2 separate regions of the Homo sapiens genome follow, and region 1 is linked to region 2. A link is an interaction called in ENCODE POLR2A ChIA-PET data of the cell type or tissue named here. Cell type or tissue: A673. All regions are shown on one strand.

Region 1 (4,000 bases), 1.5 Mb before region 2:
GCTTAAAAATAAACCTTCTTCCTTTTTAACAAGATGCTATGCAAACTACACTAATGACTTTTCTTACTCTGAAGAAAACGATAATATGTGATAGAAAAAGTTGGATATGTGATATGCTTATGTGCATGCATTTTTTTAACAATGTTTGCACACCCTGTAGCTTTCCCAAAAATCCGGGCCAGAACACTGGATGAAGGTGGGGAGAGTGGGAGAATGAAAGATAATTTTTCACACTCCTCCAGTGCTAATAGGCTCTGCAATAGGCTCCTATGGCTTTTCTCATTCAGCTCCCACCAGAGCCTGTAGTGTGGGCAGGGCAGCAATTTTTGGAGTTGAGAAGGAGATTGAGTTGCATTAAGTCATCAGACTATTTAGGGGCCAGCATCAGAACCAGAGTCTTCAGTCCAAGGCTCCCACCACACCACCACACCAACCCAAATGTGTCTTCTTTTTTGATGTTAAGTTGGAACAAACTGATTGAGTCCCAGATGTTTATACCAGTGCATCTGTAGTTTCAAATGGATATATGATATTTTGTCATTCATTTGACGGACGTTCCCAGCAGAGAGAATACATTCCTGCCCCTACAAAAACAGGACTGTGACCCATTATAAAATAAATAAACACAAAATAAAATAAACGTGACAGTGGCTTCCTAGTCAGGGGATTCTCCCAGTGGGTAGGGAAATATACAGCCTAGGGATGGTTCTGATAGCTCTTACCTACCCTTGAGAAACATTTGAATAGACGGTTTAATCCACTTCATTTGTGCAGTAAAGTAGGACATCTCTCTTTAGCTAGTTATCTGAGAAAAGTGCCATCTAAGACACTTGTGTGGTTGTACGGGGAAAATACCCATAAATTGCTTTTCTAAATATTTTTCTGCATGTAAAATGATATTACTGTTACCAGTGCCTTTGTAGACTGGAACGGACATTGCCTTGATAAACAACAAAACATTGTGTAGTGGCTAGAATATGGCTATAGGCAAAGACAGGTACTCAAACCAGTAGCTAAGTTGTCAGATAGTTCAGAAGATGAGTGCTACAGCCATACGAGTCTAATTCATGGACCCCTGGCAGAAGCTTTTGTAACCAATAGGAAATACATTTTTCGTAAAGAAAGAAGAGCTAATATTTAGTATAGGAGCCAAAATAAAGAACTTAAAACCATTTACATGGATTTTTCTAGCTAGCAATTAGAAAAGTGGGCTTGAGATTTGAGGGTCAGCTTATATTCTTAGGGGTGTGGAGGAAGACAGATGATAAATTTATAAAGAAAAAAAGAATAATTTCAGACAATAATATAAACCTCAAAGGAAATAAAATGGAGTAATGGTATAGTGGTAAGGCAGGGGAGGACTGCTTCAGCTAGGGTGAGCAGGACAGGCTCTTCTGAGAAGATATGTGAGAAGAGGTTTGAGTAAGATGGCAGTCATATGAGGATCTAGGACTGTATAGCTCCAAACAGAAGGAACAGTGGGAACAAAGACCCCGAGTCATGAACAGTAGGTACGTTTAGAGATAGAGCTAAATGGAAGTATAGAATCTCAACCTTCTAGATTTTTAATCTTTCCAGTGCCACCATAATCCTTAGAGTGCTTATTGAAGTTCTCTCACAATAATTAGTTATACTTGAAATCATCCATAAGTGTGTAATTTGATTAAAATATTTCTTATTTCCAAGTTTCTAGATCCCTTATGCATCTCCTTCAGTACTTATGCTTTCCCCTTCAGTACACAGCATACCATCAGAATTTCTCCAAAAATAGTAACATCTTGAAGAACAGTGATTTTAGCAATTCTTGTTAATTATAAGTGACTCATAATTTTAACATAGTCTTCTGTTGGACTCGAAACCTGCTTAGGGGCATACTGACTCCAGAAACATTTTTCACTGATTTATCCAGACTTTGAAATTTGCTTGTCTCCTGGAACCCACCTCCTAGAAGTGGTGGTCGCTGCTGCCTCTGATGAGATTTAGTGCTTATGCATATTTTAAGGGTCCTGATTCTTTTTGCTTTATGTTTATATATCTACTATAGTTAATGCCAAGGGACTCTGCCCTTCTTTTTGTTTGTGTTTTTTTGTTTTGTTTTTTGGTAACATTTGGACTATGGACTATATTTAGAAAATCTTTAGAACAAAGTATAACAGATATATTTAAGAGATTATGGCGTATCTGTAGTGGCGTTTGACCAGTGTATGTTCTAGAGACTAACTTGCCAAATTCCTGAGCTTCAAGAAATGAGTGTTCAAGCTCACCTGCCAAGAGACTGGCAAGCTGGGGAGAAGGGGAGGTGTGGCAGGAGTGTGGCCCTCAGGCCTGGCTTTGCGGAGCTGAGAATGGGAGAGAAGAAACCAACAGCATTCTCCAGGGTAAAGATCCAAAAACGATCTCTTTTGGTTCTTCTGGAACCAAAAGAGAAGATCGAGAGCACCTTCTCTGAAGGAGCCAAGCAGCAGGGCAGTAACTAGCTTCTGCAGTTCTGCAGCAGAAGTCTGTTTGGATGCTGAATGAAAAGGGGAGCAGGAGAACTTTTCCGCAGGCAATGACTTTACAAAAAGGGAGCAGACTTCTGCATCCACCAGGATGGAGTAACAGGGACCAGATTTATTCTCTCCCCCGAAACAATGAAAAACCAGGTGAAATAAATGAGAGAATGTTTTTAAGACACTGGATTTTGGACAAAGAAGAGATGTGATGGTACCCGATAGATAGGAAACAAGTGAGGTGAGCCCTGTGATTGCCTCTGCATCCTGCCTAGAGAGAGTTTCCAGGGTGCACTGCAGGGAAGTGGACCCAGGCAGAGCCTGGCAGACTCAGAGTTGAAGAGCTAAATCTGGGGAGATCAAGGCAGCTGGAGTTTACAGGACATAGTCCCAGAGAGGAGAGAGTTTCTGAGAGGGTCTCCATGAATATTCACCTGATAATACAGGTGAGGAAACTATCCAAGGCAGGAGGGAAAAAAATATCCAAGAGGGTGAGCTAACAGTGCCTGGCACTCACACAGAGCCTCTTCCCAATAGTCGGACTGGGAAAACTCATAATTACTGAGGTATTGGGAAGTGGACTCGGTGAATTCTTGCCTCAGTAGGATGTGTAATTGGCTTTTGTCTGAATACTGCTGAAGACGTGCTTAGCAAATCATAAAGCAAGCATCAGAAGAATCAAGCTGTTTCCAAGTAAATTAACTGTATAACAAACAAAGCTCAAGAGTATTTATAGGAATATAAAAATACCTAGCACCAAACAAGATAAATCACAATGTCTGGTATCTAATCAAAGATTACTAGGAAAACATATGGAGGAAGATAGTCAATCAAAGCCATTAAAAACTGACACAGATATTAGAATTAGAAGACAAGGACAGTAAAAATTGTTATTGTAACTGTATTCTGTTCAAAAAGTGAAGTAGAGACATGGAAAATATAAAAAAGGCTGAAACTTGTATCTCTTTTCTCCATTTTCTCCTTTTACTCCCCCCTCTCCCTATTAGATGCTAGATTTTAGATGGTTCCCAGGTGGTTAATTGAAAGTAAATTGACATTTTTATTTTATTGTATTTATTATAATGTAATCACATTTACTAGGCCAATGACCTCTTGAAAACAGACTGAGAGCTATGAATTTGTTGGCTTCATAAATGTGTAATCACACCTTACATTTTCTTTTAAAATTAAACCTAAGCTTATGAGTTGGCAAGGAATTGAACTTAACAAAATTTTTGCTCTAAAGTGTCTGTTAGAGAATAAATCTTGGCAGTTTCAGACTTTATGTGTAGTCACGAGAACAGATGTAGCTAGAATATTTAACAGTTTATTAGATCCTTGGGTTGACAGTAAATAGAGTTTAGGACTGATATTTAAGTTCATAAAGCTTTATTTTGAACAATGAGTATCTGTTTGCCATTTTTAAATAATAAATGTCTCTCTAACTGGTTTACAAAATTCTTTTCGTTATCTCTTTCCTCCAGTTATGCAAATGACACGCTGGGGTT
Region 2 (4,000 bases):
TATCTGCATAATAACACAACCTTTGTTCCTGTGCAGTTTTTCCTCTCACCTTCTGAAATTGTCACTCCTATCCAGCTTCCAAAAATAATCATTTGCAAAATAATGTCTGCCTCCAGGGTTTATACAGAGTATTCAAGCCTCATCCATCTGGTCCCTCTTCATGTCTCATACCTTGGTATGGCTCCCATATCCGTATGCACGATAACACGTTTTGAATGCTTTTTTCTCTTATGAACCTGCCTATTGTAAGTTCATTTGCGCAAACCTTTAGAGGGCAGAGGAGAAGCTTTCCCTTGGCCCTTACACTTCCAAGGCCTGATGTCCCCTTTTCCAACAGCAACCTCCAGGGCAAAAAGTAGAAATGAGGCCAGGCGCGGTGGCTTATGCCTATAATCCCAGCATTTTGGGAGGCCAAGGCGGGCGGCTCACCTGAGGCCAGGAGTTCAAGACAAGCCTGACCAACATGGTGAAACTCTGTCTCTATTAAAAATACAAAATTAGGCCGGGCGCAGTGGTTCATGCCTGTAATCCCAGCACTTTGGGAGGCCGAGGCAGGTGGATTACGAGGTCAAGAGATCGAGACCATCCTGGCCAACACGGTGAAACCCTGTCTCTACTAAAAATACAAAAATTAGCTGGGCATGGTGGCATGTGTCTGTAGTCCCAGCTACTCAGGAGGCTGAGGCAGAAGAATTGCTTGAACTTGGGAGGCAGAGGTTGCAGTGAGCTGAGATTGTGCCAATGCACTCCAGCCTGGTGACAGAGCGAGACTCTGTCTCAAAAAAAAAAAAAAAAAATACAAAATTAGCTGGGCATGGTGATGTGTGCCTGCCTGTAATCTCAGCTACTCCGGAGGCTGAGGCAGGAGAATCGCTTGAACCTTGGAGGCGGAGGTTGCGGTGAGCTGAGATGGTGCCATTGCACTCCAGCCTGGGCAACAACAGCAAAACTCCATCTCAAAAAAAATAAAATAAAATAAAAGCAGAAATATTGGCCAGATTCTGTTTTTTTTTTGTTTTTTGATTAAATGGACTATTTCAAATACACAAAATAGAAAGAATAGAACAGCATTGTGTTAGAACCAGCTCTTACCACCAGCTCCTGAGACCTAAGTGTTAAATATTCAGGAATGTTGCAAGATGCCTGTTAAGTCATGGCTAGCTTGAAATTAGCCATGGTGGGAACCCACAGAAGTTGGCAAACGGTTCAAAAGTGAACTCGCCACTCCCCAGCCTTTTTCCCAGTCCATCACTGCCTGTTCCGGTCACCCAGCTTCAAGAATCATTATCAATTGGCCAATGTTAATTTATTGCTCTTGTCCCTGATGGCTTATTTTGCTGCAAATCCCAGACATCTTATCATTTTATCCATATGTACTTCAATACTTATCTCTAAATGATGAGGACTCTTTTTCTAACATATCTAAAATGGCATTACCATGCCTAAACAACTCTGCACTTTCTTAATATCATCAAATACCCAATAGAATATATTAATACAATTATTTGTTCAGCTCAGGATCCAAACTAGGGTCACACAGCACTTTTTGTTAATATGTCTTGAGTCTCTTTTAATTCCATAGGTTTCTATTTTAGTTCACTGGGGTTGTAACCGCCCAAGCGGGTTGCCTGCTGCCTAGACAGGGCTGATTCATCAAGACAGGGGAATTACCATAGACAAAGAGTAATTCACGCAGAGCCAGCTGGGCGGGAGACCAGAGTTTTATAAATACTCAAATCAGTGTGGAGCAGAGTTTTTAAGGATAACTTGGTGGATGACAGGGGAGCCAGTGAGCCAAGTGTGCTGATTGGTCAGGGATGGAACCATAGGGACTCAAAGCTGTCCTCTTGCACTGAGTCCGTTCCTGGGTGGGGGCCACAAGATCAGGTGAGCCAGTTTATCCATCTGGGCGGTGCCAGCTGTGCCAGCTGATCCATCAAGTGCAGGGTCTGCCAAATATCTCAAGCACTGATTTTAGGAGCAGTTTAGGGACTGTCAGGATCTTGTAGCCTCCAGCTGCGTGACTCCTAAACCATAATTTCTAATCTTGTGGCTAATGTTAGTCCTACAAAGGCAATCTAGTCCCCAGGCAAGAAGGAGGACTGCTTTGGCAAAGAGCTGTTAAAGTCTTTGTTTAAACTATAAACTAAGTTTCTCTCAAAGTTAATTCAGCCTACACCCAGGAATGAACAAGGACAGCTTGGAGGTTAGAAGCAAGATGGAGTTGGTTAAGTTAGAGCTCTTTCACTGTCTCAGTCATAATTTTGCAAAGGCGGTTTCAGGGTTGCTGTAACAAAGTAGCACAAATCTGGCAGGGCGCGGCAGCTCACACCTGTAATCCCAGCACTTTGGGAGGCCAAGGTGGGCAGATCACCTGAGGCCAGGAGTTCGAGACCAACCTGACCCACATACGAAACCCTGTCTCTACTAAAATACAAAAAAATGAGCCGGGTGTGGTGGCGTGCACCTGTAATCCCAGCTACTCGGGAGGCTGAGGCACAAGAATCACTTGAACCCAGGAGGTGGAGGTTGCAGTGAGCCGAGATCACCCCACTGATCCAGCCTGGGTGACAGAGTGAGACCCTGTCTCAAGAACAAAAGAAAAAAAAAAAAGTACCATAAACCAGGTGGTTTAAATGGCAGCAATGGATTATCTCACAGTTCTGGAGGCCGGAAGTCTGTAACAAGGGGCTGGTGGAGTTGGCTCCTTCTCAGGGCTGGGAGGGACACTCCGTTCCATGCTGGCAATCTTTGGTGTTCCTTGGCTTACAGATGCATCACCCCTAGCTATACCATAATCTCCACATGGCATTCTCCTCATCTGTAACTGACTCCAAACTTTTCTTATAGGGACCCCAGTCATATTGGGTTAGGGCCCACCCTAGTGACCTCATTTCAACTTTATTACCTCTGCAAAGACCCTATCTCCAAATAATGTCACATTCTGAATTAAGGGAGGTTAGGACTTCAATATACAGACTTTGGGAAGACTCAATTAAACCCATAATAGTTTCCTTCTTTCTCTTTTTATCTACTTGCAATGTAGTTGTTGAAGAATCCAGGACATTGTCCAGTTTCTTCTGGATTTTGCTGATTTCTTCCATATGATCCCATTTGTAACATGCTTCTCTGTCCTCTTGTGTTTCCCGTAAACTGGGTGGTAGACCTAATCCCATGGCCAGATTCAGGTTTGGCCATTTCAGCAAGAATACACCAGAAGGACTTTAATGAGAATGTCATGTGGAGATTATGGTATAGCTAGGGGTGATGCATCTGTAAGCCAAGGAACACCAAAGCTAGCCAGCATGGGAAGGAGTGTCTCCTTTTTTGTGATGTTATGACTGGTCACAGGCTCAAGAACTGTCGCCCTCATCCAGCTGTTACTGGAAAAGGGTCCAGATCCAGACCCCAAGACAGGTTTCTTGAATCTTGCACAAGAAAGAATTCGGGGTGAGTCCATAGAGTAAGGTGAAAGCAAGTTTATTAAGAAAGTAAAGAAACAAAAGAATGGCTACTCCATAGGCAGAGCAGCAGCATGGGCTGCTTGACTGAGTAAACTTATGGCTTTTTTTCTTGATTATATGCTAAACAAGAGGTGGATTATTCATCAGTTTTCTGGGAAAGGGGTGGGGAGTTCCTGGAGCTGAGGGTTGCTCCCCCTTTTAGACCATATAGGGAAGCTTCCAGACCATGCCATGGCAATTTGCAAAGTGTCATGGCACTGGTGGGACTGTCTTTTAGCATGCTAATGCATTATAATTAGTGTATAATGAGCAGTGAGGACGACCAGAGGTCACTTTCATCGCCATTTTAGTTTTGGCAGGTTTGGACCAGCTTCTTTACCACATCCTGTTTTTATCAGCAGGGTCTTTATGACCCATATCTTGTAACCTCCTATCTCATCTTATGACTAAGAATGCCTAACCTGGGAATGCAGCCCAGCAGGTGTGAGCCTCATTTTACCCAGCCCTATTCAAGATGGAGTCTCTCCGGTTCCAAT

What was found. ChIA-PET counts read pairs that join two places held together with the same protein. Peaks named below come from ENCODE experiments on the same cell type or tissue, not always from the same donor. Only the 100,000 strongest peaks of a DNase experiment are listed, where the experiment ranks them.
Region 1: POLR2A ChIA-PET joins it to region 2 with 5 read pairs; 2 of 35 experiments call an interaction of 5 or more read pairs at or near these places.

Annotation. Positions count from the first base shown.
Region 1 is chr6:15,602,846-15,606,845 of GRCh38, reverse strand. All of the region lies in intron 6 of DTNBP1 (dystrobrevin binding protein 1), which reads left to right. Among named protein-coding and RNA genes, the nearest start is that of DTNBP1, 58 kb to the left of the region's middle. In A673, no CTCF peak of the experiment used is centred here; no DNase peak of the experiment used is centred here.
Region 2 is chr6:14,077,342-14,081,341 of GRCh38, reverse strand. No RefSeq gene overlaps it. Among named protein-coding and RNA genes, the nearest start is that of CD83, 38 kb to the left of the region's middle. In A673, no CTCF peak of the experiment used is centred here; a DNase peak (open chromatin) is centred at 1,691.